Regions from separate parts of the Mus musculus genome. Here all the other regions are linked to region 1. The links are chromatin loops, found by intact Hi-C in ENCODE. Cell type or tissue: heart. All regions are shown on one strand.

Region 1 (5,000 bases):
ACAAGAGAGGAGGAGGGGAAGGAGTAGATAGCGAGGGGATGGGATGTTTCATCGTTCAGCTTGATAAGAATTAGAAGCGTGCATACTTAAAAAGAGGAGGGTAATTATCGTTATTTGCATACAACAAAATTGCATATGAAAAATGTATGAGCACCAACTGGAAAGAAAGCTGTCACAGATAGATAATCCTGTGAAGTGACTGAAACGGTCCAAGGTAGAACTGGGCCGTCCACCTGTATAGACAAACTCCACTCTGGAATCTGGAGTTTGGATTTCATCTGAGTAGGAAACAAAGGAACACACATGAGGTACTTGTAAGAGCCACAGGAGCACCAGACACACACCTTTGTTAACAAGATGCTGGCTAGAATCCCAATATTCTAGAGCCCTATAAGTCCCAAACAGGTTCATGTACCTTTTGTGTTCAGCCCAGCTGCAGTCACTGTCTGAGGAAGCCTATGGAGCCTTTAGCAGGGGAGGCCTAACTGAAAGAATGGATCACTGGGAGTCAGACTTGGAGGACTACCATCTATAAGTCTGTTCACTGCTCTACCGAGGTGTAAGCAAGCAGGCTCCTGCTCCTGTTGCCCTATCTGAAAAATTAAGTTCCAGGCTCATGTCTTTGGGCTTGCTGCTCTTCCAAAACAACCCCTGCTTCTGATTTCTTTGCTGTTATTCCCCACCCGCACCCCCCACCCCACCCCCACCCCCGCAGATTGAGCTACCTTCCAGGGACACCCATGACATCACCCAGAGGTGATCAATTTCTATGATCTCATCATGGGGACATGAGTATGTAGATGACTCCAACTTCCTCCCTCCAAACCCACCTGTTGCCTGAAGCATCACTATCGAGATCTCTGTAAGATGACTCTGACGTTACTGGGAATCCCTGTCCACAGGGAGAGCAGGGTCTGGATAAGATAAGTGGATTCTTGCAAGTGCTCTGTCTGAGTCTAGTCTTGGTCCATGAGTCCCTCACCTACCCACCTACCATACTGCCTCTTGATTTGACCTGCAAGTGCTATCCGAGTAGATCCCCAAGTACTGCATCTCTTCTCTGCTTTGCTCAGACTCTCTCCCGCTTGCTCTCCATCCTCACAGGTAGCTCAACTCCAAGTACAACTAGACTCTCTCTTCTCTCCATTCTTATGTCTTCATTATCACACCCCATAACCAATAACCAGAACCAACTTCTAAACATGTAAGATTATGTTTTATTATCTCCTGGTTAAAACAGTTATGGCTCCCCTCGGTGGCACCTAAAATAAAACTCAAAGTCCTTGCAAAGCAGGAGCAAGACTCTCAGAACCTTTAGACATCAGTCTACACATCCCATAATAGGCTTCTGGGGTGCTGCTGTTCCTCACTGCTTTGAAGAATTAGATTATTTTCCTGGACAAAAGCAACCTGCAACAGGGAGAATTACTCTGGCTCTCAGTTCAAGGGTGTAGACAGGCTCACATGCAGACAGGCTCACATACAGGCATGCTCACATGCAGACAGGCTCACATGCAGACAGGCTCACATACAGGCATGCTCACATGCAGACAGGCTCACATACAGACAAGGTTACATGCAACAGGATCACATAAAGGCAGGGTCATATGCAGACAGGTCACAGGGCCAGCAATACAAAGGCAACACCAGACTCCCATAGGCCTATGTGTAACTCCAGCCAACTCCTTAGCTGAGCAGAAGTAAGTCCAGCTTTTGTGCTCTCAGAAGTGACGCAGGTAAGGTGCATCCTGGATCCAAATGACTCCCTGCAGCTGGAGGCAAATTGACTCAAGTCCAGACCTGTGTCTCCTTGTGCCCCTTTCACTTTCCTTGAAACATTTGGACTTAACGAGGTTCCAACACCATCAGATCCCATATGACTGATGGTCACAGCCTCCTCAGCCCCAGGTGGGAGGAATGGAAGGGTCCCTGCCATCTAGATATACTTGGAGTGCTCTGAACAATGGGACCTATCCTCTGCTTCACCATTCAGTCATGGGAAATCACTATCTCTAAGCAGCCTGTCTCTGAGTTTGGAATGTCTTTTTATGCTAATTCTTTCTTTCCATAGACATATAATCTTTCCCTGTCTTCTCTTCCTGCCTTCCCTGACGATGAAAGAAGTATAATCCTTACAAAGGTGGCTTTCTGACCCTGCAGGTAGTCAGCACACCACCCTGCATATCCTCACTTTACTCAGGGACTTTCAGAGATACAACGAGGTTGTCCTCGGTCCTCCAAGGTTGTTATGCTGCTCTACGACCCAACATACGGCTGTTACCTGATGGTCACTTGATACACTTGCAATGGCTTGGCTGTGCTGTCCAAGATCACTGACATTCCCCATGTAGCTGCATTGTAAAGTCCTAAGGCTTAGCTGGCTCTGGCCATTCCTTTCCCTGTCTTTTGTTCTTGTAGTGTTGGAGCCAGATGCCCCTCCCCCATGCTCCTGTGTATGGCAGGCAAGCTCCCTACCCTGAATCACAACTCAAGCGATCTCCGTTGTTGTTTTAAGAATATATTTTCAATAACTTTAAAATAACTGACTCTTGAAAAACAAGAAGTTAAACCAACGAGGAAATATCTAGTCAGCAACTAAAGCTGCTTACTTTGGCCACCAGAGGGCTCCCACATTTATCCTTAACTGCTAATCTGTATTGAGACAGCCAAGAAATGACACTATGAGTTTAGCAAGCTCAATTAGAATGTGAGATGCTTCCCACCCTAGGACACATAGTTTTTATAAAACCATTTGATTTGTCTCTCTCTTCGTCCAATGCAAAGCTTCTTTACAACGGCCAGCACATTCACATGCCGAAGCACTTAATCCCTGAAGTAACGACTGCAGTTTAATTATCTTCATTCATGCTCAGATTGAAACCTTTACTACTCACTCCTGGCTGCTTCTTTGTACGTAGGCCATCAAACAACGACGTGAAAGAGCAGGTGCTTTATTCTCAGAATTATGTGCTTTGCCGAGAGTGGGCACTTGGAAGCCCGAATGAAAGCATGGAATTAATTTTCTTATCAAATTGGAAATGAGTTTTTAAAGAGATAATGATTAATGTAGGGGGATGAAGCAAAGAGTCAATACTCTTGTACATACTGGAAATGAAATCTGATGGTCTTATGTGTTTGGAAGAGCGGTTTGTTAACTTTGCAGTAGTGTAAAATTAGTTTTTAACAAGCAGTGGCCTGTTGAGGAGCTGAATAAAGAGAAAGGCTAGACTTATCATGATTGTTCAAAACAGTGAGAAGGGGGGAGGGGACTCACAGCTAGGCAATTACAAACTAGTTCTCCAAGGAATTCCAAAGCCTTGAAATAAAAGGGCTATACCACTGAGAGAATCAATGATTCTGAGTTACCACGAAATATCCATAAACACAAACCCCTTTCTCTGATACCAGGAACTGGAAGGGTGACTATGGAGACCTATTTTGGTTTGGCCCAGAGAACCGGAGCAATTCAGGAATTGGAGGTACCCGACATGTATAAATTTCACAGTGAGGTAGGAACTGAAACCCAGATCCTCACTTCCTATGTCTCATGGCTATTCCTCCCTCAGCATCTTAGGAATCAGGCCATTTATTTGGAAGCTGAGAGATGCCACAGGAATAAGATGCTTGCCACACAAAGCTTAAGAATTGGAGTTCAGATCCTCTGGTCCTAAGAAAAAGCTACATGTATATGGCAGCTTGACTATAATCCTAGCTCACAGATGGTAGAGAGAGGCAATCCCACACCAGGATGCTTGCCAGGCTAGCCAGAATGTGAGCTTATATTCATTCTTAATACAGAAGTGGGAGAACAGTTGAGGGGAACACCCAACACAGGGTCCTGTACACCTGCCCACACATGTGTAAGCAAGCACATGTGTGCACATACAAGAAATGGAAAAGAAAGGCTTAATTTGGCTGACAGAAGGCTCAAGCCGATAAAGTGTTTGCCACATAAAATTAGGTCCTGCATGAGCATCAGTCCCCAGAACCAACACAGAGGTGGCAGAAGACTGTGCTCTAGGAATATGGGGACAGCAGTATATATCTGTGACCCTAGTACTGAAGAGGTAGAGACAAGAAGGTTAGCTGTTCAAGGCTATACTCCATCACATCATGAGTTCAAGGTCAGCCTGGGTAACATGATGTCCTGTCCCAAACAAACAATAAAACAAGATATAAAAACATTGGGTTTTTTTTTTTTTAATTTCAGAGAGGAGTTTTTCCCCCAAAATTTATATTTAAAAATAAAAATTCTTCAAGACATGTCTTAAGCAGCCTTTCTCAGAACAACAGTGTGAAAACTGAACACTGCTGACAAGTGCCAGCAAAGGGAAAGAGGCAGGCAGCTGTAGGAAAGCAGGACTCTCACCCAGGGTAATGGTGGGGGAAGTTTCAAGGGTGGCAGAGGCTGGGCTGCAGGTGTGACCTGAGAAGTGCCATGCATCCCTCCCACACTTGCTCTGGACTGCTCTTCCAGGGAAACAAATTAGAATTGGTAAATCCGTCAGCAAATGACCTCATAGAACATTTTTCTGTGCTCTGGAACGTGAGTGCCTTAGATGTCCAAGAGAAGAGGAAATACAGTCACGGAGATCATGTGACTGGAATCAGGAGTATTTACATGGTTAGAATGGACTGAAGTTTTAGCACATGGGAGGAAGTGGATGCAGGCTAAGGGAACTTGATATGTGAGACTTTAAACATGACCATGTTTTAGAAAAATCAAAGTAGGTGCCTGAGAGATGATAAAATGGATGTAGTAACTTATAGCCACATGTCCTAATAATTATTAAAAGGTGGGGCAAGTGAGGTGAGAGCCACCATTCACTCTGCCTCCTCAGCCTTCCCCCTGTGTGTCCAGCTCCTCAAGCTGCAGACACCGTGAACAATGAATGGAATTCCATCACAGGATGAGCCAGAATAAACCTTTCTTTCATTAAAAATGACTCTCAGCTAGCTCTCCACAAAAATGAAGCATAAGGACTCCATGAGAAGATGCT
Region 2 (5,000 bases), 120 kb after region 1:
TCCCTCCCTCCCTCCCTTCCTTCCTTCCTTCCTTCCTTCCTTCCTTCCTTCCTTCCTTTCTGTGGATTCTGGGGATTGAACTTATATCCTTGGGATTCCAAGACAAGCACTTTACCATCTGGTTTGTTTTTCCAGTTTGTGAGTCAGAATTTGAGCTTCAAATGTCTAAACTTATATCGTCCTAGACATGTTGCTGATGGGATGAGCAGTATGCTCCAGACAGACAGCATGCTTTTTCAAAGGCAGCTTTACCAACCATGATAGGACAAGAAGCCTGTGAGCTGATGACAGGGCTCTATATGTGACCCTGGGAATGGGTTAGTCCCACAGCAACCTCCTCTGATAAAAGCAGACATAATGCAATCACAAATGAGTTTATGATTACATGAGAGTCAGGGAGTCTTTGCTCGTGGGTTTACTCACCAGGCAGGATGTGTGACCATCACACATGCTAAGGAATACAGCCATGCTCAAGGGACTTCCACCCCTTGTCATGCCCACATGTGTACTTGGAACAAAGGGCTATGCTGTGGAAGTTAGAAATAGTACTGATCTGTTCTTCTGGACTCCTGGGCCATGTGAGTTGAGACTCCTTTGGGGGTCAAATATCAGATATCCTGCATTTCAGATATTTACATTATAAGTCATAACAGTAGCAATGTTATGGTTTTGAAGTAGCAACAAAGCAATTTATAGTTGGGGATCACTACAAATTGAGGAACTGTATTAAAGAGTCACAGTATTAGGAAGGTTAAAAACCATTGTTCTAGTAGGTCAGGCTTGGAGATGCTGTGATGGGGCAGTTGAGGTCAATCAAATGAGCACTACACATCTATGTCACTGACTCCTGATAAAATCTGAAACACCAGGCTTGGCATAGAGTTTCCTATGTAAAGTTGTGTGCTGTGAGGCATATTTCCCTCTGTGGCTGGACCATGAGGAAGATGCTGATCCTATAAGATGACATCACCACATAATCTCATAGCTATGGTTTAAGTAAGTCTTCCCTATGAGATTTTCACAATGACAGCATTGCCCAGGGATGCCCCTGTCTTCAGCAGCATTGTGTGTATTCACAGGAGGAGGAGCATGGGAGAAGGGGAGGAGAAGGGGGAGGAGGAAGAGGAGGAGGAAGAGGAGGAGGAGGAGGAGGAGCGATTCCAACTTCAGGGCAAAGGCAAGCAGAAGCATTTGTGGTTTGAATGTGAATACTTGGTCCCATCTGGTGACAATGTTTTGGAGACTGTTGACGCTTTATGGTGGTGGAACCTTACTGTTAAAACTGGGTCACTGGAACCAGGCCTTGAGGTATTACAATCTGGTTTTACTTCCTGCCCACTCTTTGCTTCCTGACTGTGGACACAACCTGCCAGGCCAGCATCCTGCTTTGCTTGCTGTCTGCTTTCTCCACCATGAGGTTGGCAGATGTGTTGTTTCTTAAGCTGTGAGTGTGAATAACCTTCCTCTGTCTGTTTCTTCTTGTCAGGTGTCTGGTCACAACGCAAGAGAAACCTCCTAGACTCTCACAAAGTCTCTTCTGCAGATATTAATCTGAGGCCCTTTACTGTAATAAGCTTCAGGCGTGGAAAGCATTCCCTCAGTTCAGTGAGTCCCCCATCAGACTGTCTAGCTATGTGTGACCTCAGGAATCCTAACAAACTCTGACCTTCCTACATGAGTGCCTACTATAGTATGGATCATAAGTGTTTTCCAAAGGCCTAGGTATGAACATTTGGTTCCTAAAGTGAACCTGCTGAGAGGCTGTGAAGCCTTTGTGTGTGTGTGTGTGTGTGTGTGTGTGTGTGTGTGTGTGTGTGTGTGGTGGTGGTGGTGGTGGTGGGGTTCAATCTAGGCAGAGAGACCTTGCCCCTCTGCTTCTCTTCCCCTTTCCCGTCTCCAGAAGAGTTCTAATCTTCCCTCCCACTTTGTGCTTCCTGGTCACAGGCTGAACAGCAACAGACTAGTCAGTCAGGGGCTGAGGCCTCTAAGACCTTGAGCCCAAGCAGGCCTTCTCTCTAAGCTGCTTACCTCAGAGAGCTGACCAACACAGTTCCCACTGGTGGTGCAGGCTAGGAGCATAGAGAGAAGCTGTTCACTTCACTGAGCTCAGGCCTGTATCAACTGAGACTTCCAGGCAAAGTGTGGGAGGCTTTTGAGATCAGCAATCCATCCCTGAATTGACTGAGATCACCACACACTAAATGAAGTTAATACTCTGCCACCTGGTGTACTGAGGTGTATATTACAAACTAACTGAGTTACACAAAGATACAATATATAGTTTCTGCATTGTTTTCGTAAAAACATACAGCATCCGTGCTTTAAGCATCACACCCATAGATATGCAACCACATTCCCAGGATTGTAATATCCTTTTACTTTTCTTATAGAACATACTGACTATCAAGAGAACACACAGCAAGATTACAAGGCGGAGTCTTGCTAGATACAGGGTAGAGAGATGGAGAGAGAGGCATCCTGTGGCTGTGCTCAGGGAAGCACAGTTTCTGCAGTCAGTGCAAACACCCATGGTCTCCTGGAGCCTCTTTCACCTCAGCTCACCTGACAGGTTACGCAAGGCAAGAGGTACTTGTTCATGGTATTAATTTTCCATTGCTTCAGTAACAAGCTATTGTAAACTTGGAGGCTTAAAACAAAATGAGTGGGCTTGATACAGTCAGAAAAGTGTTTGCCCTCCAAGTAGGAAGTCCTGAGATCCATCCTCAAAATCCACATTATAAAAAGGTATATGTGTGTAGAGGGTGGTCCATGTGGCTGCATGCTTGCTGAAATCCCAGCACCAGGGAGAAGACAGAAGATCAGTGGTATGCACTGGCCAGCCAGCCTGGCCTACTTTGGAAAGCCAGCCCCTACCTTGTAGGGCTAAAATTACAGGTCAGCCACCACTCTCACCTAGTGTGTATATGGCTTCTGGAAAGCTGAACTCTGATCCCCTTGTTTACACCGGTGAACATTTCAACTGCTGAGCCTTCTCCACAAGCCCCTTTCTCTGCTTAAAGAACCACACAGGACCTGCTTCTGCCTTCACACAGCACAATTCCACATTGCTTTCATGGAAGTCCCTTCCTGTAGACAATGCATTTCAATAATCTCATCTAGCTTCAGAGCTGCCTGTGATGGTGGCGGTTCCAAGGGCTGAGTTAATTATATGTGACACATGGGTAAAATGGCCACGCTAAGTCCTTTCAGCCAGTGAGGGGGGTGGGGGAAGATATAGAAATCAACCGGGAGGCTGGGAAACAGCTCTGACTGTAAACTGCCTGTCACACGAGCACAAGGATCCATGCATTTTTAAAAATGAAAAAGAAAAAAGGAAAGAAAAGGTGGGTCTGTAACCTAGCACCACTGCTGCAGGCGTGGAGACAGGAGAATTCCTGAAGTTCATTGGCTACTGTGTAAAAATTTATGGGCTCCTCATTCAGTTAGAGATCCTGTCATCTCAGGGAGGAAGGGAGGAGGCAGAGCTTAAAAAGAAAACACTCAATATTAACGAAAGACATCTAGCATCAACCTTTGACTTACACACACACACACACACACACACACACACACACACACACACACACACACACACACAGAGAGAGAGAGAGAGATAGAGAGAGAGAGAGAGAGAGAGAACACATCAGAATAGACACCATCTTCTCATTGTAAGTAAGGATGGGGAGCCAAAAATGTGTCAGTGTATCTGATTTTATCCTGTTTTAACTCAGGTAGATCAAAGGTGGGATTGTAGTCATTTGTTCAGTGAGCAGTGTCAACTACACATGAGGCTGCCTACAAGAACCCATTTATTCCAGAGAGACTTTAAGTACATGTCTATTTGTCCAAAAACACTCAGAAGACTAAAATGAATCCTTGAGGAAGATTTTAATTTTATATAATTTTAAGTAATTTCAAACCTTTAAAAGACAACCTTTTGCCTATTTGAGGGGTGGAGCTACTAGGTATAGCCTGGCCTTGTTAGCAGGCTGTCTATACTCCTGGTAACTTGACGTAACTTTCTGCCATTATGGTCAAATGAGCTTAGCCTGTCTGAGAGAGGAAGCTTGGCTCCGGTAGGTCAGGAGCAGCACTTGGTGGTGGGTCAGGTTATTTTGCATAATCTTCCATCTCTACAAGTTCCATTTGAGCTGACCTAAGGGCCACATCAGCAGTCTCCACTTAAGTTGTAACTCTCAGTTGGACTAATTACCCAAGTAATCATCATAATCAATAAAAGCATGTAACTCAGGACATAACTCCATCTCTGGGGTCTTACCCCAAAGCAGTACATGCAACATTTTCCTGAATAACATTGATGGAACAATGAGATGGTTGTCACAATGTGGCAATTAGTTGGGGGTGGGGGGTGCTTTACATAGAATTCTGTGATGCTGTGAGCACCCCTGATGGAGAGTGATGTAGACTTGAGTGTTTTTTTACACACAGTGTTTCTGGAAGGACAAACAGCTAAAGACTAACAATGCTTCTTACCCTAATTAAGGGTAAGAGTTCGACACCTGGAAATTGATGGATGAGAGGCTGGAGTATATATATATGTGGAGACAAATGGGACCCATGATATAAACTGAACAGGACAAAAGAAACTGATAATTCTAATTTTTTTCCATGATGAGCCTATGTACAGAAGAAAGACACCTAAGAAAGAGGGCTGTGTACTTTCTCTAGCTCCTTCATTGGGGATCCTGTGCTCAGTCCAACGGATGGCTGTGAGCATCCACTTCTGTATTAGTCAGGCTTTGGCAAAGCCTCTCAGGAGACAGCCATGTCAGGCTCCTGTCAGCAAGCTCTTGCTGGCATCTACAACAGTGTCTGGTTTTGATGGTTGTTTATGGGATGGATCCCCAAGTGGGGCAGTCTCTGGATAGCCATTCCTTGTCTCTGCTTCACACTTTGTCTCTGTAACTCCGTCCATGGGTATTTTGCTCCCCCTTCTAAGAAGGAACGAAGTATCCACACTTTGGTCTTCCTTCTTCTTG
Region 3 (5,000 bases), 400 kb after region 1:
GGCCTCATCGAGAAAAGAATCACACACCAAAGCCACACGAGAGTCTGCCTCACCCAAGTCAAAGTGGCTATGAAGGAAAAATGTGGGCAGAAGGACCTGACACACTGCCTCCTAAAGTTCATTAGTGCACCCACTGTGAGACTCATTGTGGAAGTTCCCCGGAAAACTAAAAATAATAGAATACCATATGGTCCAGTCAGAATACTTCTGAAGATGTATGCATGTCATAGATATGCGTGCATGCATGTTTATTGCTGCACTGTTCATAAAAGCCATGTGATGGAATTATCTCAGTTAAAGTCAGTGGGTAAACAAAGAAAATATGGGATATAGATGGTGGAGTACTATTCAGCTATCAAAAATAATTAAATCTTGTTATCCATAGGAAAAGCATGGATGGAACCAAAGTAGCTCATCACAGGCAAGATAAGCCAAACATAAGGAGACAAGAATCCATGCTTTCCCTCTCATACAGGAGGGCTCCTAAGAACTGTTATGAGTGAAGGGTGGAGAGAGAAAGAGAGAGAGAGAGAGAGAGAGAGAGAGGAGGGTGAGGGAGGGAGACAGGTAGATATGATCAATGAGTAGTGAGTAGTATGTGCACATATGGAAATGCTACCATGAAAATGGTTAGTGTGTACAATTTAATGTAAGTTTTGTATGTATGTGCCTGGGTTTGACAGCGGGGTGGAGGACACATGTGCTCTTTCCTGTGGAGACCAGAGGCCAGCCTCAGGTGTATCCATCCTGTTTTTTGAAACAAGGTCTCTCACTGGCTGGTGAGCCTCAAGGATCGTCCGCTGTGCAAGTTGGAACTCCAAAAACAGGCTGCCACACCCTCAGACTCGGGTGTTCATGCTTATGCACCTAGCACTTACTGCCTGAGCTGTCTCTCTGGATCTAAAATAGGGAATTGAATATGTAAAATCTTAAATATATATAGAAGAGAGATTAAACCCTTATAATTGCATGTCGTATGTTTTTCCTCTCTGGGACTTTGGGGCTTGAGTTACAAAAACACCATCCAGAACTATTCCGTGGAAGGAACCAGTCTCCCTGAGAGTCTACCTTTAAAGGAACACAATCCTGACTCTTTCTCAAGGTCTGCACAGCCTGCATTACTGAGCCCTCTGTGAGCAACTGTCTAGCAACAGGTATTCAAGCACTCTGCCCAGTGAAGGGCCTGTCTGTGCTGGAGGAGAGACAGACAGTTGAACCACACTGGTTCCTTCCTCCCGAGTGTCAGCCACTATGCAAGAAGCTCAATGTCCCCACAGCACCACAGCCTTTGGCCCAAGCTCTCCGGAGTCCAGCTCCGTCTGCTCCCAGAGCTCAGCTGCCTTATTGCCTGCCTTTCTGTTGCTTAGTAACAAGATCACCTAATTATTCTCCTAAGAGGTCAAAGAAATGCCAGCAACCCATTCCTAGACCAGGAAGTCAAATGGCATAGCCTTTAATTTGCATAAAGAAGGCTCTTTTTAGTCAGAGGTAGGAGGGAAGGGGGGGGGGGCGGGTCTGAAATCCAGCCTGCGTTTGCTAACATCAAATCCGGACAGCCTGGCCTCGCAAGGAAGGGTGGCGGCAGCGGGTGGGTGGGTCGGAAGCAGCTGCAGTAGAGTCCTGATCTTTTTAATTCATTGGAGACAAGAAGTAGCGCCAGGAGAAAGGAGAACCCCTTTTTCATGTTAGATGGCGACTTGTTGCTACTGAGGTTTCCTAAGGCACTGGGGACTTTTGTTTTTTGATTTAGTGGTGGGAGACTTGTATTGAGAGCTGCGGTTTGTTTTCTTAGCTAACTCGTCTTTGTCTGTCTAGGGTCCACGTTTGTCAGGTTTTTGTTTTCTGAACACTGCCCCTCTTAGTGATGGGGTACCTTACTAACCCTTGTGTCTGCAAGGGACCCTGAATACCTTCAAAATGCCTTCCAGGTGACAATGTCCCCAAGTACTGGCTCAGAACCAGAGCTGCACAGTCTGGGAGGGGAGGAAGAATTGGAATTCATGGGAAAATAACATTATGCTATTGGACAGCTGTATAGCTTCGAGGCTGGCTATGTGAAGCCAGCTTTTGTCTTCAGAGATGCCTGGCCCCCAGCCCTAGGTTTCTCTTCATCTCTGAGTAGCTCTGCAAGGGTTGGTCCTCTACTGCCCTCTGCTGGCTCTGAGGGGTGTTGACCTCGGAGAATTTTCCAGCTGAGGGTTGAGTTGATTTTAAACCTTTAGAGACACTCCACCCAGACTTGCGTTTATTGAGCGTTAACTGTGACCTCAAAATGCACCCACAGAGTGACAGAGCACAGGATATAATGCACTATAAAGTCAAATCTCTCTCTCTCTCTCTCTCTCTCTCTCTCACGATAAAGACAGCACAATGCAGTTTGTTTAACTCCAATGAACTGTATAGCTAGATACTTATGATCTGGGTCCATTAAAACATGGAGAAAAAATCTGGTAAATAACAGCAAGTGACACAAGACACCTTGAGTTCCCTTGAACCTCGATGAACAGTTCTCTGCAGACTTGGGTCCCTGAGGGGGTCACTTTGATACCAGTGTGTGTGTGTGTGTGTGTGTGTGTGTGTGTGTGGGTGTGCTAAGGCATAAAGGAGGGTGTTTGATCTGACCAAACCTCAGTGGTCACAGGCCAAGACTATAGTCCCTCTGGTCATCTGTCCGTCTCCCTGCTGTTCCCAGAATGGAAGAAACATTTGAGGGCCAGTCCCATTATTATTATTATTATTATTATTATTATTATTATTATTATTTTATCATAGAGGTCAAAAGGGAAGTCAGGAGGATGAGGGAAAGGACAGAAACCCTGGTTGTGCTGTCAACCAGGCTCATAGGTCTGTATGGGAAGGCCAGGCCAGGAGGCACCTTGATCCATGCAGAGAGCAAATCTGTGCATCCAACGGCCACCAGGGAATTCCCTTGTGGAGAATTGCATTTCTTTGCCCTGCTTAAACTTCTAAAAAACTATATGTACTACATACTAAATGGGGGATAAACCACCAAACCTTCTCTCCTTATGTCTTCACTGAAGTCTGTATTATCAATTCTTAAATTTAAGTTCATTTCTCCACATGTGGCATAATTTCTTCTTTAAAAAAAAATACATATCAGAAGATGGCCTAGTCGGCCATCAGTGGAAAGAGAGGCCCATTGGTTGTGCAAACTTTATATGCCTCAGTACAGGAGAACTCCAGGGCCAAGAAGTGGGAGTGGGTGGGTGGGGGAGGGGGTGGAGGAGTGTGTGTGGGGGACTTTTGGGATAGCATTGGAAATGTAAATGAAATAAATACCTAATTAAAAAAAGAAATAGAAAAAATAGAAGGATTATCTTTTTTAAATAAAAAGAAATCTAAGCAAAAGGGCATTGGGGGAAGTCAGGCAATGGTGGTGCATGCCTTTAACCCCAGCATTCAGGAAGCTGAGGAAGATAGATCTCTGAGTTTAAGGCCAGCCTGGTCTACACAGAGAGTTCCAGGACAGCCAGAGTTGCACAGAGAGAAACCCTCTCTTGAAAAAGTAATAAACAAACTAACACACACACACAAAGAAAGACAGAAAGAACAAAAGAGAGAAAGAAAAGGAAGGAAGGAAGGAAGGAAGGAAGGAAGAAAGAAAGAAAGAAAGAAAGAAAGAAAGAAAGAAAGAAAGAAAGAAAGAGAAAGAGAGAAAGAAAGCAGGCATGGAGAAACATGAGAAATTTGCTAAGGTGATATGGCAAAGCCATGTCTCTTGTAAGAACTTGAATCTGTCCTTTGTCAGTCACCATCAGGAGAAAGGCAAGTGCTATTGGGAGCTGTGGGGCTGCATGGAACAGGCTCAGCCAGAGCTTCCCTGATGCACAGAAGACACAGCCTGGCCCCTAGGCCCCTCAGTGTCCTGTAGAGACAGCAGAATCACCCATGTCAATACTGGTATCTGTCCAGTTTTTTGTTAAGACAGACTCAACCTCAAATGTTTCATGGCTCCATATACTCTTGTTGTAGCCCTCACCCCCAGAAGAGCCATGCCCCTAATGCAGTTGAGCCCATGGCCATATCTGTTCAGTGAAGGAGAGTGGTCATCACAGAATTCTTGAGGAGAAGCAGTCCTAGGTAAAGTGGTTACTGCAGGCTCAACCTGAGAGTGAGCGCACTGTAGCGGGGAAGGCTTGCTGTTGGGGACACTCTGGCCATGGTCTTGTTAATCCCACTGGTGGAGAATAAGAAGAATACTACCACAATTTAAAGCCAAATTTGAATCAAGCTTTAATTAAATACGGCCAGGAGAATGTATCTCATGACCAGGCCCATCTCTAGTTTCCCAGAAGATGAGGGTTGAACACATGAGCCTGTTGGGACAGTCCATATCCAAGTCATAACTGAAGGTTCACCTGCAGAAATGGATCTACTGTGTGCTTCCACCAAGGAACTGTGGGTAATTTCCAAGATTCCTCAAGGAAACATCTTCAAGGATGTACCAGGCATGGGCACAGGCTTCACTGACCACTTACTATTCAAGGCTGAGGAACTTAGCCTGTACTGACAACAGCCTTACCCAGCTCTTGACAGCCCTGAAAGATGTCACCAGTCACATGCCACCTTGGAGAAGGTGGACGGCATGGCTGTAAATCCATTACCATACATTTTAGTCGTCTTTTGAATCCCTTCAACTATCTATGTGTGAAACTATTTACAGATATCTTTCTTTTAAAAACTTATATTTCCTATATTTTAAAGATACATGTTTCTTTTTTTAAAACTTATGTCAAATCTCTCCTCAGCTGTGTTAGAAGCTTCCTATTGCAGTGAGGAGAGCCCTGGTGAAAGCTCACAGTTCCTGGGGGGATAGAGTCCATCACAGCAGCAAGGCATAGCAGCAAAATCAGAAAGCAGGGAGAGATGAGATGTGGCCCTGGCTTCTAAGCCCTCAAAACTCACCCCAGTGACATATGTCCTTTACCAAGACTCTACCTCCTAAAGGTTCCACAACTCCCCATCAGTACCACCAACTA
Region 4 (5,000 bases), 380 kb after region 1:
TAAATATAAAATTCCATCATGGCGAGAAAGGCCTGGCAACAGACAAGGAGAGCTTGGAAGCAGGAACAAGACACTGGCTGATGACATTTTCATCCCATACAGGAAGCAGACAGAGAGAACAGGAAGTGGAGCACCACTAAAGGTGGCTCCCCGTGACACACTTCCTCCAGCAAGCCTGAACATCCTAAAGGTTCCATAACCTCCCCAAACAGCTTCACCAACTGGGGACAAAGCATTCAAACACCTGAACCTGTGGGGACGTTTCTCATTCAGACCACCAGATACCATCCCACACCTCCGGATGCTGTTGCCAAGGAGATAAAAGGTAAGAATAGACGGTGAGGTGGAAAAATTAGAACCTTTACACTTTACGGGTATTTAAAGTGCTGTGGTCTCTGCAGGAAACAGAATAGTTTCTTCATACTTTAAAAACAACCTGTGGTGTGACTCAGCAAATCCCACTGCTGGGTTTATACATAACATGTACTACACACCAATATTTGCAACCTACTCCTACTGGCATCAAAGCAGCTGCAGGATGGACCAAGTGTAGGAGCTGCCTGGGTGTTTGTTAGCAGAAGAGTTGATAAAGAAAATAGGGGCCAGTGAAATATCTCAGTAGGTAGTGGTGCTTGTGGCTAATCCCACTGAACTGTTTGAGCCACAGGACTCACATGGAGAAAGGAGAACACCAGTTCCTACAAGTTGTCACCTGACTTTCACATATGTACCACGGGTCACACATGCACACACAACCACACAAATACACACACAAACATACACACACATACACACACACAGACATATGCATACACACTTACACACACTTATACATATATGCATACACATATGAAATAAAAGAGAAAACATGAAATGTACTTTATGTATTACACTGATGGAATAGTCCCATCCATAAGAAAAAGGAAATGTTGCAATTTGTGCAATCAGATGAAAGACGACAGCAAGCCAGACAGAGAGAGACAAACACTGGCCAGTAGGGTGTGGCTTGGTGGTAGAGCACTTGCCTAGTACATGCAATGTTCTAAGTTCTACTATCCTACACACACACACACACACACACACACACACACACACACACACACGTAGGAAGCCAACTCTAAGATGGCGCCGGTTTCCGGTGTGCCGTTGTCATAATCATAAACAACATCAGCGCAGGTGTAAGCCCGAGTCTGGCGCCAACCCCTCTCGAGCGGGTACATGCTAATTAGGTGACAGGAAGGGGTAGGGCAGACTTGCAGGGAGAGGTGAGACTAGGGTTGGAAATCATATTGGTGTCATCTCGTGCCCCTAACAAAGCACAATGACTGAATCCTTTCTGACAGGGCAATCCCAGAATGTACAAAATTAGAGACAATCTGAGGATGTAACAACACAGCCAATTGTTCTGCTGTCCAGCATGGGTGACAACGTCCTGAAGAGTGCCTAACAGACCCCTAACTAGGACAGCACCTCTGGGTGCCTCGGGAACTCAGGCATTTTGATTACCCATGCTAGCATTTATTTGATGTCGTTGGTCTGGCTCAGAGCCCTTTTTATAACAATCTCACAAATCAGGTGTAAAGGAAAGAAAAATAAATAAATAGAAAAGCCACAGCAGGCACCCTCCCGAAGGCAGTGGCATTATTTTATAATGTTTGATTTTGAATTTTTAATGAAGGTAGAAGGAAGATGGACTCTGCATATCAGGGAAGTGAGCAGAAAGAACCTGTTCTGGAATAAACAGGTCAGCTGGAAGGTGGGAGAGGCTTAGGAACCCCCGTAGTCCAGGAGTGCACTTGCACGTAGCTGAACGAGGTTTGGCAGAAAGCCAGCGTTCAGGACAAGTTGGCTTCAAGAGCACAGAAGAAAGACGGGAGCTCCCACGGGTCATTTCTTGCTTGGGCTCCCGAGCCAGGCTCCCCTGCACAGCTCTGCAGCCCCTGCAGCTGCGCAGCTCTGCTCTTCTCTGCAGACACAGGAGGGAGCCATGCTTCTCCGCCACCTGCTGGTTGTTTCCTGAAATGCAGGGTACACCTGGCCATCAGCGGCTTCCTGATCCTTCATAGTCCACCCTATTTCCTCTCTTATCGAAAGCAAAAGGTGGCCCAGACAGCCCTCTCTGCCAGGATATTTCACATCTGGTTCCTCTCTTTCACATGGCATCTAAATCTCTGTGGTTCTGAAATATACACAGAACAGGGAATTGTAAGGTGGGTGGGTGGATAGTATTCTGTGATGTTGACTGCAGGAATTCCTCTTCAAGTTTCTCTCTCTCTCTCTCTCTCTCTCTCTCTCTCTCTCTCTCTCTCTCTCTCTCTCTCTCTCTCTCTCTCCCTCCCTCCCTCCCTCCCTCCCTCCCTCCCTCTCTCCCCACCCCCCTTTTTTGTTTTTTCGAGACAGGGTTTCTCTGTGTAGCCCTGGCTGTCCTGGAACTCACTTTGTAGACCAGGCTGGCCTCGAACTCAGAAATCCGCCTGCCTCTGCCTCCCAAGTGCTGGGATTAAAGGCGTGCGCCACCCTGCTCGGCTCTTTAAATCGTTTTTTTTTTCTTTTGTTTTTTTTTGTTTTTTTTTTTTTCCTTCCTTCCTTTTTAATAGCATGTTACAGTGTGATGTCCCTGCTCAGGGCTACAGTGGGCACTGATCAAATCCTGTCTCCATTTATAAAATTTGACTTTTCTTTTTTGTTTTAATTGTATTCTATTTTATAGGTGCAGTGTGTACAGCATACATGTTCACATATGTGCAGGAACATGTGTATATGGGCACAGGTGCATATGTGTGCACATGCACCTGTGTATGCACATCATGAGCGCATCAGGTGTCTTCCTCAATCACTCTTCACTTTTTGTTTAAGACATATTTTATTTTTAGTTATGAGTATGTGTGTATGGGGGTTGAGCACATGCCTGCAATGCCAGTGGAGGCCCCAGGCATCAGATCTCCTGGAGCTGGAGTTACAGGTAGCTGTGAACTCCTGACGTAGGTGCTGTGAACGTCCTGATGTAGGTGTTGGGAATCAAACTCGGATCCTCTGCAAGAGCAAACAATGCCCTTCATCACATTTTATTTTGAGGCAGTTTTTCCACTCATGCCCAGAGTTGGTCTAGCTAGCCAGGATTACTCCAACGATTCTCTGTTTTCACATTTTATGTGCTGGACTTTAAAAAATTGCCATAATTTCCATGGGTGCTGGGGATTTGAACTCAGGTCCTCTGACCACTAAGGCAAAGTTGCATATAGAATGCAGACAGCACTTTTTTTTTTCTGCATCTGGCTTATTTTATTTAACACAATGCCTTCCAGTTTCATCCATCTTGCCACAAATGACAGGGCTGTATTCTTTCTATGTCTAATCTAAATAGTATTCCACTAAAGTCACAATTTCTTTATCCACTTGTTTAGTTATTCACCCATGTTAATAAGCAATCTGGCTGTTGTGGGTAGTGCAGCAATAATCATAGATTTACAGGTGTCTCTTCCACAGACGGATTACATTTCCCCTGGATATATTTCCAGGGGTGGAAACGCTGGGTTATACAGAGAATCTATTTCTATTTTACTGAAGAGGCTCCATAGAGGTCTCCATAATGACTATATTAATTGACCAGAAATATTCACACTTTCTAACAAAGGACTGGAAAGCCCTGCCCTTTAGAAAAGTAAAATTTTTATGTCCTCAAATCTTCCTGGTTTTTGACACTGAAGGACAGTTTTCTCACTTGGAGTGAAGGATGCTGGGGGTGGGAATGGGAGTGAAGGATGCTGGGAGGTTGGGAGTAAAGGATGCTGGGGGAGTTGGGAGTGAAGGATGCTGGGAGGTTGGAAGTGAAGGATGCTGGGGGAGTTGGGAGTCTCCTTCTGATCCCACTTTTATACTCAGATTAACAACTGTGCTTTCTAGAAGCACCAGGGCTGGAAGGGGGTACAAGAAGAATAGGTCACCCCACACATATACTTCTCAGATTCACCTTGATCTTCTGAACAGGACACGTGGAAATATGAGTCATATCCAGTCTTATTTCCTACCTCCTAACCAAGAATTGCATGAGATCCAATGATCTGAGAGTAGGTCCTAGCCAGGGGCAGTGGAAAGCAGGTTTGGCTGACCTATCTGCTGGGAATGTCTCAGGGACAAGAAGAAGCAAAGGAAACCTGTCCGAAATGGGAAGTTACAAGTCAGTAGCCACCTCCACTGATCTCTGAGCTGGCTCTTTGCACTGTCAAGGTATTATCCAAAGCCAACATCCCCAGCTTCACTCAGCAACACTTGAGCTTTGCAGGAAGATGAGTAGTTTTCCTGTGCCTCTTGGGAGTGCTGTGCAGAGGACCTCTGCTGCTTGCTCCCTGTTGGCAGGTGGGGATTTTCATGGGGGTCCTGTCAATGATAATCTCTTCCTGCCCTTCTCCTTGCTGTCTGTTCCTGCGCATCCCTGCCTCTTTATTAGATTCTGGGGTCTCCTCATCTGCTCTACTGGTAAGAGGATTCTCCCAGTCAGCCTCTCGACCTTCCTATGCTGTCCATTCCCAAGAAAGCTGAGAAAGACTGGCTCTGCCAACAGAGGGGTGGGGACAGTTCTTTATACAACAACAAAGTTATCTGCACACCCAGGCTGATGGTACTGAGACCCTGTACTCCCTCTTGAACTCACATTACAAGAGATGGGGTTGAAGAGATAGCTCAGCAGTTAAAAGCACTTGCTGCTCTTGTAGAGGACCAGAGTTCAATTCCCAGCACCTGCCTCAGGTGGCTCACAACCATTTATAACTCTACTTACAGGGGATCTAGCATCATTTTATTGGTATTCTCAGGCACCTACATGCCATATGCATATAAACACACACACACACCTCATACCACACACACAAACATACCACACACACAAACAAACCACACCCACCACACCACATACCACACACACACACACACACACACACACACCACACCACACCACACCACACCACACCACAAACACATACACTTTTTTTTACAAAGATACA
Region 5 (5,000 bases), 270 kb after region 1:
CAATTTAAATCTCCGGAATTTAATAACAGGTTAGCAAAGAGGACCCTGTGACAATAATGAGATCCTCAGTGTAAACCCTTCTCTCTCTCTCTCTCTCTCTCTCTCTCTCTCTCTCTCTCTCTCTCTCTCTCTCTCTCTCTCTCTGTAATTGCTGTTCTCTGAAAGCTTGCGTTGATTCCATCCCCATGGTGTTCTGCCGTGGAGTCTCTAGGGGAGACCATGCTTATTGTGGCATAAATATTAGTGGCAGCACCACAGAGACCATGTCCTCCCTGAGCCTCCAAGCTCCAGCTCAGACTCACTTGAGTTTGTTCTCAAGCCTAGGGAGGATGTAACAGGGATTGAACTGCCAGAATATTCCATAGAGCCAGGCACAGGTTCTGAATATTTCCATAAGGGTGATTCGCTTTGTCTCTTTGACAATGTTCAGTATGGAGCCAGGAACACAGGGGAGTTTAGAGTGGAAGCAACCCTTCAGTTTCTATATCTTTCGGGTTCTTTGCCCCTGCATTTCAAACTGGCTTTCTATAAATAGGACTGCTTGCTCACTCTTAAATCTTACTCACTGTCTTCTGAAGGAAAAAAAAAAAACTTAAATAGGGATATAGGCAAGATTAATCAATCCCTGTTACTCCATCTCCCTCTGTCACCTCTTATCTCATCAGACACCTATTCAGCTGGGTCCATCCTTTCTCTATTAAGTGGACATAAGTAAATATGTAAATATTTACATATTTACATAATCTAAGAGAGTTAATCACCCATGTTGATCAACACAGAATAAATTGCTGATCTCCAAAAATCAAAAGAAGTAGACTATAATCTTTACAACATTAGATCCTTGTATGTAACACTGGTATTTTTAACAACGATTAAAATATAATCTTTCCATGTTATTCTGATGAAATACCAAGTATATATTCAACTCTGCTGCAAACTAAGATATCGACAAGAGACCTGCAGCCATTTGAGACTTACGAAAATAGGAGCAAGACTTTATAGACATGATTAAGGCTTTAAAACTAAAAGGCTGGAGGTTTATTTATTTATTTATTTTTATTCTCAGGAGTTGTTGGGAAGCTTGAATGTCAGATTTGGAGAATTTAAATCTTGTCAATGGAGAACAAGGGTTCCCAGGCCTAGATAAAATCACTGGTTGAGACACCAGCCCCACTGCATCCCAAGAAGGGTACCTGGGGATATCAGAGCAGGCTGTGTCTCCAAGAGAAAGTCCCAGCACATTCCATATGTGAGCGAGTCACTTTTGTAAGACAGTACACCCCACAGTCATCTGTAAAGCACAAACGCTTCTCCAGCCAGAGGCCAGCTGCCTGTCAGAAAGCAGAGGCAGGCTGAGGGAAGCTGCCAGCTGCTCACCCATCCTTTTTATGCAGCTGAGGCAGAGGTTGGAGGGAAGAGAGCAAACTGGGTGAAGAACCCAGGGTGGGAAGGAAGCTAGAAAGAAGCCTTTGAGTGGAGAGAGGAGGAAAGGCTTGAATGGGGTGGAAGGCTATGACTCACTTTCCTCTCTCACTCATTTATCTCCACCCGGACTTGCACTCTGTTTCATACAAAGAACACACTTGGTCACAGTAGACATTTCAGCCCATGCATGGTAGCATCTATTGAGACTGAATCACTTCTCAGGTAACCCTCAAATTGACAAGCTATAGATTTCCCTGAAGCCATCAGAGCACAAGGTTTTAGGAAGGATAATGGAGGCTGAACCTGGCCCTCTGAGCATCTGGGCAGAAGCTGTCTGGCCTTTGAACTAACTCAGGGATCTGCCCTTCCCATTGGCTCTTCATTCCTGCAGCCCAGGTGGAGAGCTTGCTGCCTGCAGAAGGCACTCTGATGCTCCCCTCAGAATTCATAGCAGCATCATACACCACAGGGCTGCCGGAATCTTCATTCTCGCCAAGCGTATAGCAAAGGAAATACAACTTTGAATTAGCTTAGGTTTTCAAAACATTAAGGAACGTGAATATAGTTGAGGTGTTGGGGGGGGGGGGGCAGACAGAGGTGAGCTGAGAATTTCTGCACCTAGATCCTCAGAATATGAAGAGTTAAAGCTGACCCAGAGGAACAGGTGCTGCCCGATTTGCCTGGTGTGGGTGTGGGGCGCGGCTCCAGACCCCCAGAGCCTTGCAGCCACAGCTGCAGGAGATTGACGGACTGCGGACAAGCAGCACGCCAGCATAGCCCCTGTCACCAGCAGCAGAGGAGAGGCCCCGCGGCTCCTGGAATGACATTGGAAGGTCAGCCAATCAGGCAAGGAGCTGCCCCCTCCAAGATGCACGCACCACCCCTGGGCTCTCTGGGCAGTGTGCAAGGGAGGAACCAATGCACCTCTCTGTGGACTATGGACTCCCGACACCACCCTTCCCTCTGTGCATCTTCCGGGATTGGAGACATTGCTGCAAGCTGCGTCCTTCTTTGTATAAATGAAAACAAAGGCTGCAGACCATCTCTGACCTGCCAAACCCTGAACATAATCGCTATGTGTAAAACTCCACCTCCAGAGCTATAGAGTCTGGGCGCAATGAACTTGAGGGACACTGGGGAGGCGGCGTCTCAGGAAAGCCCTATACAAGTGTGTGGAGCGTCCTCGGAGGCAGAGGTTTGCCTGCTCTGTTGAGAGCTTGCTGCATGAGTCTGGCGAGGTTTGCCGCCCACTAGTGTCCTATGGCGGGGACACAATTGGCATGCAGGTAGCAGCAGCTCCGTGTCTCCCAGGCTCACAGTGCCTGCCACCTAGGTCCAGCATGCACCTGAGTGCCATGGCCAAGAAAATGTATATCATATGCCTGGGTAGCCCCAGGGCACCTACCTAGCTTAGGTGAGCCTCACTAAAAAGCCAGATAAATGGGAGGGTTCATTCTAAAACGCCCCGAATGTCCAGCCTATTGCCATGTTAATTATGCTTAACCACATTCACAATCAAGACTTTGTAAATACAGGAAATGGGGAAAGCCATTACTTTATTTTAAAACAACAAAAGACATACATACACTCCCATTTCCCACAGTGCTCATAGATCTTAAGACAGCCCCTCCCCCTTGACATCAAGTTCCTATGGCACTGAGCTGACTCCTGCTGAGCCTTAGTCACCTTCCTTGTTTTCTCCAGACACATCCATGATAAAATATTTTGTCACCTATGTGGACATTCAGGCCTCAGGGATTTAAATGGGAAGATTTTATTTATTTATTTATTTATTTAGGCAAAAATTGCATCCCCCCCCCCCCCAGTAACACACTGTATGCATGGTGCAGAATATGCCCTGTGACTTGCTGAGTATCCCAGACAGCAGGAAACCTTTGGTGACACCCAAGTGGCAAGGAGGGTAGTGAAGGAGAGGAGGCAGATTGGCTGGCATTTATTAAAGGTCTGCCTGGCATTTTGTTTGCCTACAGAAGGCATCTTATAGGGGCATGCAGCTTCTGTGCAAAGCCTAGAAATTTTAGATGAACTCTGAAATTATCAGAAATAATCTCCATTCTCTATAAATATAAGGGAGAGAGATTTTTTTTTTGCTGATATATTTCTAAGGAAAATAAAATTTAAAATACTACTTTAAAGTCTTCAAGATGCACCAGTATTTATTAAAAAACAAAAACAAAAAACCAAAAAACCCTGCTTCTGTGACTGAATAAAATACCGGGTGTCAGGTCTGTAATGCCCTATCATGTGATCTGCAGAGTCCCAAAGGTGCTGCACACCCAGCTTGTCCTTGATAATCTCTCCACCGTCACTCCACCCTCTTCTACTACAGCTAATGAGCCTCCGGGAGCCTGAGAGCACAATGCAGTGAAGCTCAAGATTTCATGGCCAAAGAAAAGTCAATGTCAAAGGTGTGTGTAGAGCAGCGCCAGGATGCAGCCATCACACAGACCATATAAACCTGCAACCTGTCCCCCATTCTGCCTGTTAGGAGGCCATCTCTGCTTTTGTCAGGAGTGTTACACTAGAAAGGACTCACTGGGGTTAAAAATCAAGAGACCCTGTACAGAGAACTGCTGCAGCTGGGTGTGCATGCCGAGTACACAGGCAGCCGCGTGTGTCTGCACACACGTGTGCCTCTGAAGCTGTCCTGGGAATATTCCCAGGGTGTCAGGGGTAGCATCAGCTACCTCACAGGCTCTCTGCACCTTCTCAGGTGAGGTCACTCACAAGCTTTTAACCCATGCAGGCACTGCTCTCTTGCTTCTGGTCTTTGCCCCAAATACCCTCTGCAGCCTGCCCAGCAAGGGTGCTTTAAGAAGCAAACATGCCCCTCATTACTTGCTTTCTACTGTTCAGATGAAGACAGACTGTCTGAAACACAGACTGGACATTTCTGCTTCTTACCCAAATATCCAATTGCATAATATTTTACAGATGAAAAAGAAAATATGGCTATAATGGGCATTTTAGTGTTTGAGGCCTAGCAACCAGTGTGGTTCTTACCACACATTTGGGTACTTTTTCCAAAATGAACATAGGCCAAAATATTGCAATTGCCGACCAAAAATTTAAAAAAGACTCCATTCATATTAGATAGGTAGTATTTAGTTTCATATTTTTGAAATATATTCTGGCCAAAGGCAGCATTTTAAATCAGGTTCATATGTGTGTGTGTGTATATGTATGTATGTATGTATATATATATATATACATATATATATATATATACTAATATTTTGCATAGTATGTCTTAAACACCATCCTTGGAAAATCCAAAAATCTGTGTACACACACACACACACACACACACACACACCAATGTAAAAGCCCAAACCTCTGGAGTCAGGCTTTTTTTCCATGCTTGCTCATATAGAGGAAGGGCCATTTTTACATAAGGCGGCTCCCTGGCCTTCAGCTGATGGGGTCAGAGCAACTTGCCTATGCATTTTACTGCAACAATAACTGATTCTCTCAACAGATGTTAAAAGTCTTGCAAATAATTCTTGCATGACTTTACCCAGGTGCACATGAGCAATCTTTGCATATATTTTCCA

What was found. Peaks named below come from ENCODE experiments on the same cell type or tissue, not always from the same donor. Only the 100,000 strongest peaks of a DNase experiment are listed, where the experiment ranks them.
Region 2: a loop joins it to region 1, with 2.3 times the contacts of the local background. A loop is called at or near these places in 6 of 42 quality-filtered maps.
Region 3: it touches region 1 in a loop (10-fold over the local background); 28 of 42 quality-filtered maps call a loop at or near these places.
Region 4: a loop joins it to region 1, with 14 times the contacts of the local background. A loop is called at or near these places in 16 of 42 quality-filtered maps.
Region 5: it touches region 1 in a loop (11-fold over the local background); 12 of 42 quality-filtered maps call a loop at or near these places.

The regions. Positions count from the first base shown.
Region 1 is chr16:96,894,289-96,899,288 of GRCm38, forward strand. The region is part of intron 3 of Dscam (DS cell adhesion molecule); the gene reads right to left. It overlaps Gm32432 (a long non-coding RNA gene), which reads left to right. Exons shown (of 2, transcript XR_876307.3): 1 at 1-5,000. Among named protein-coding and RNA genes, the nearest start is that of Gm32432, 14 kb to the left of the region's middle. In heart, a CTCF peak has its summit at 2,619 (motif pointing right); no DNase peak of the experiment used is centred here; H3K27ac peaks cover 431 bases.
Region 2 is chr16:97,015,361-97,020,360 of GRCm38, forward strand. All of the region lies in intron 3 of Dscam (DS cell adhesion molecule), which reads right to left. Among named protein-coding and RNA genes, the nearest start is that of Gm32432, 140 kb to the left of the region's middle. In heart, a CTCF peak has its summit at 2,269 (motif pointing left); no DNase peak of the experiment used is centred here; H3K27ac peaks cover 1,211 bases.
Region 3 is chr16:97,291,368-97,296,367 of GRCm38, forward strand. No RefSeq gene overlaps it. Among named protein-coding and RNA genes, the nearest start is that of Bace2, 63 kb to the right of the region's middle. In heart, a CTCF peak has its summit at 2,154 (motif pointing left); no DNase peak of the experiment used is centred here; H3K4me3 peaks cover 489 bases.
Region 4 is chr16:97,270,477-97,275,476 of GRCm38, forward strand. No RefSeq gene overlaps it. Among named protein-coding and RNA genes, the nearest start is that of Bace2, 84 kb to the right of the region's middle. In heart, a CTCF peak has its summit at 2,017 (motif pointing left); a DNase peak (open chromatin) is centred at 1,995; H3K4me3 peaks cover 271 bases.
Region 5 is chr16:97,163,345-97,168,344 of GRCm38, forward strand. The region is part of intron 1 of Dscam (DS cell adhesion molecule); the gene reads right to left. Among named protein-coding and RNA genes, the nearest start is that of Dscam, 4.9 kb to the right of the region's middle. In heart, a CTCF peak has its summit at 2,694 (motif pointing left); no DNase peak of the experiment used is centred here; H3K4me3 peaks cover 979 bases; H3K27ac peaks cover 881 bases; H3K27me3 peaks cover 2,314 bases.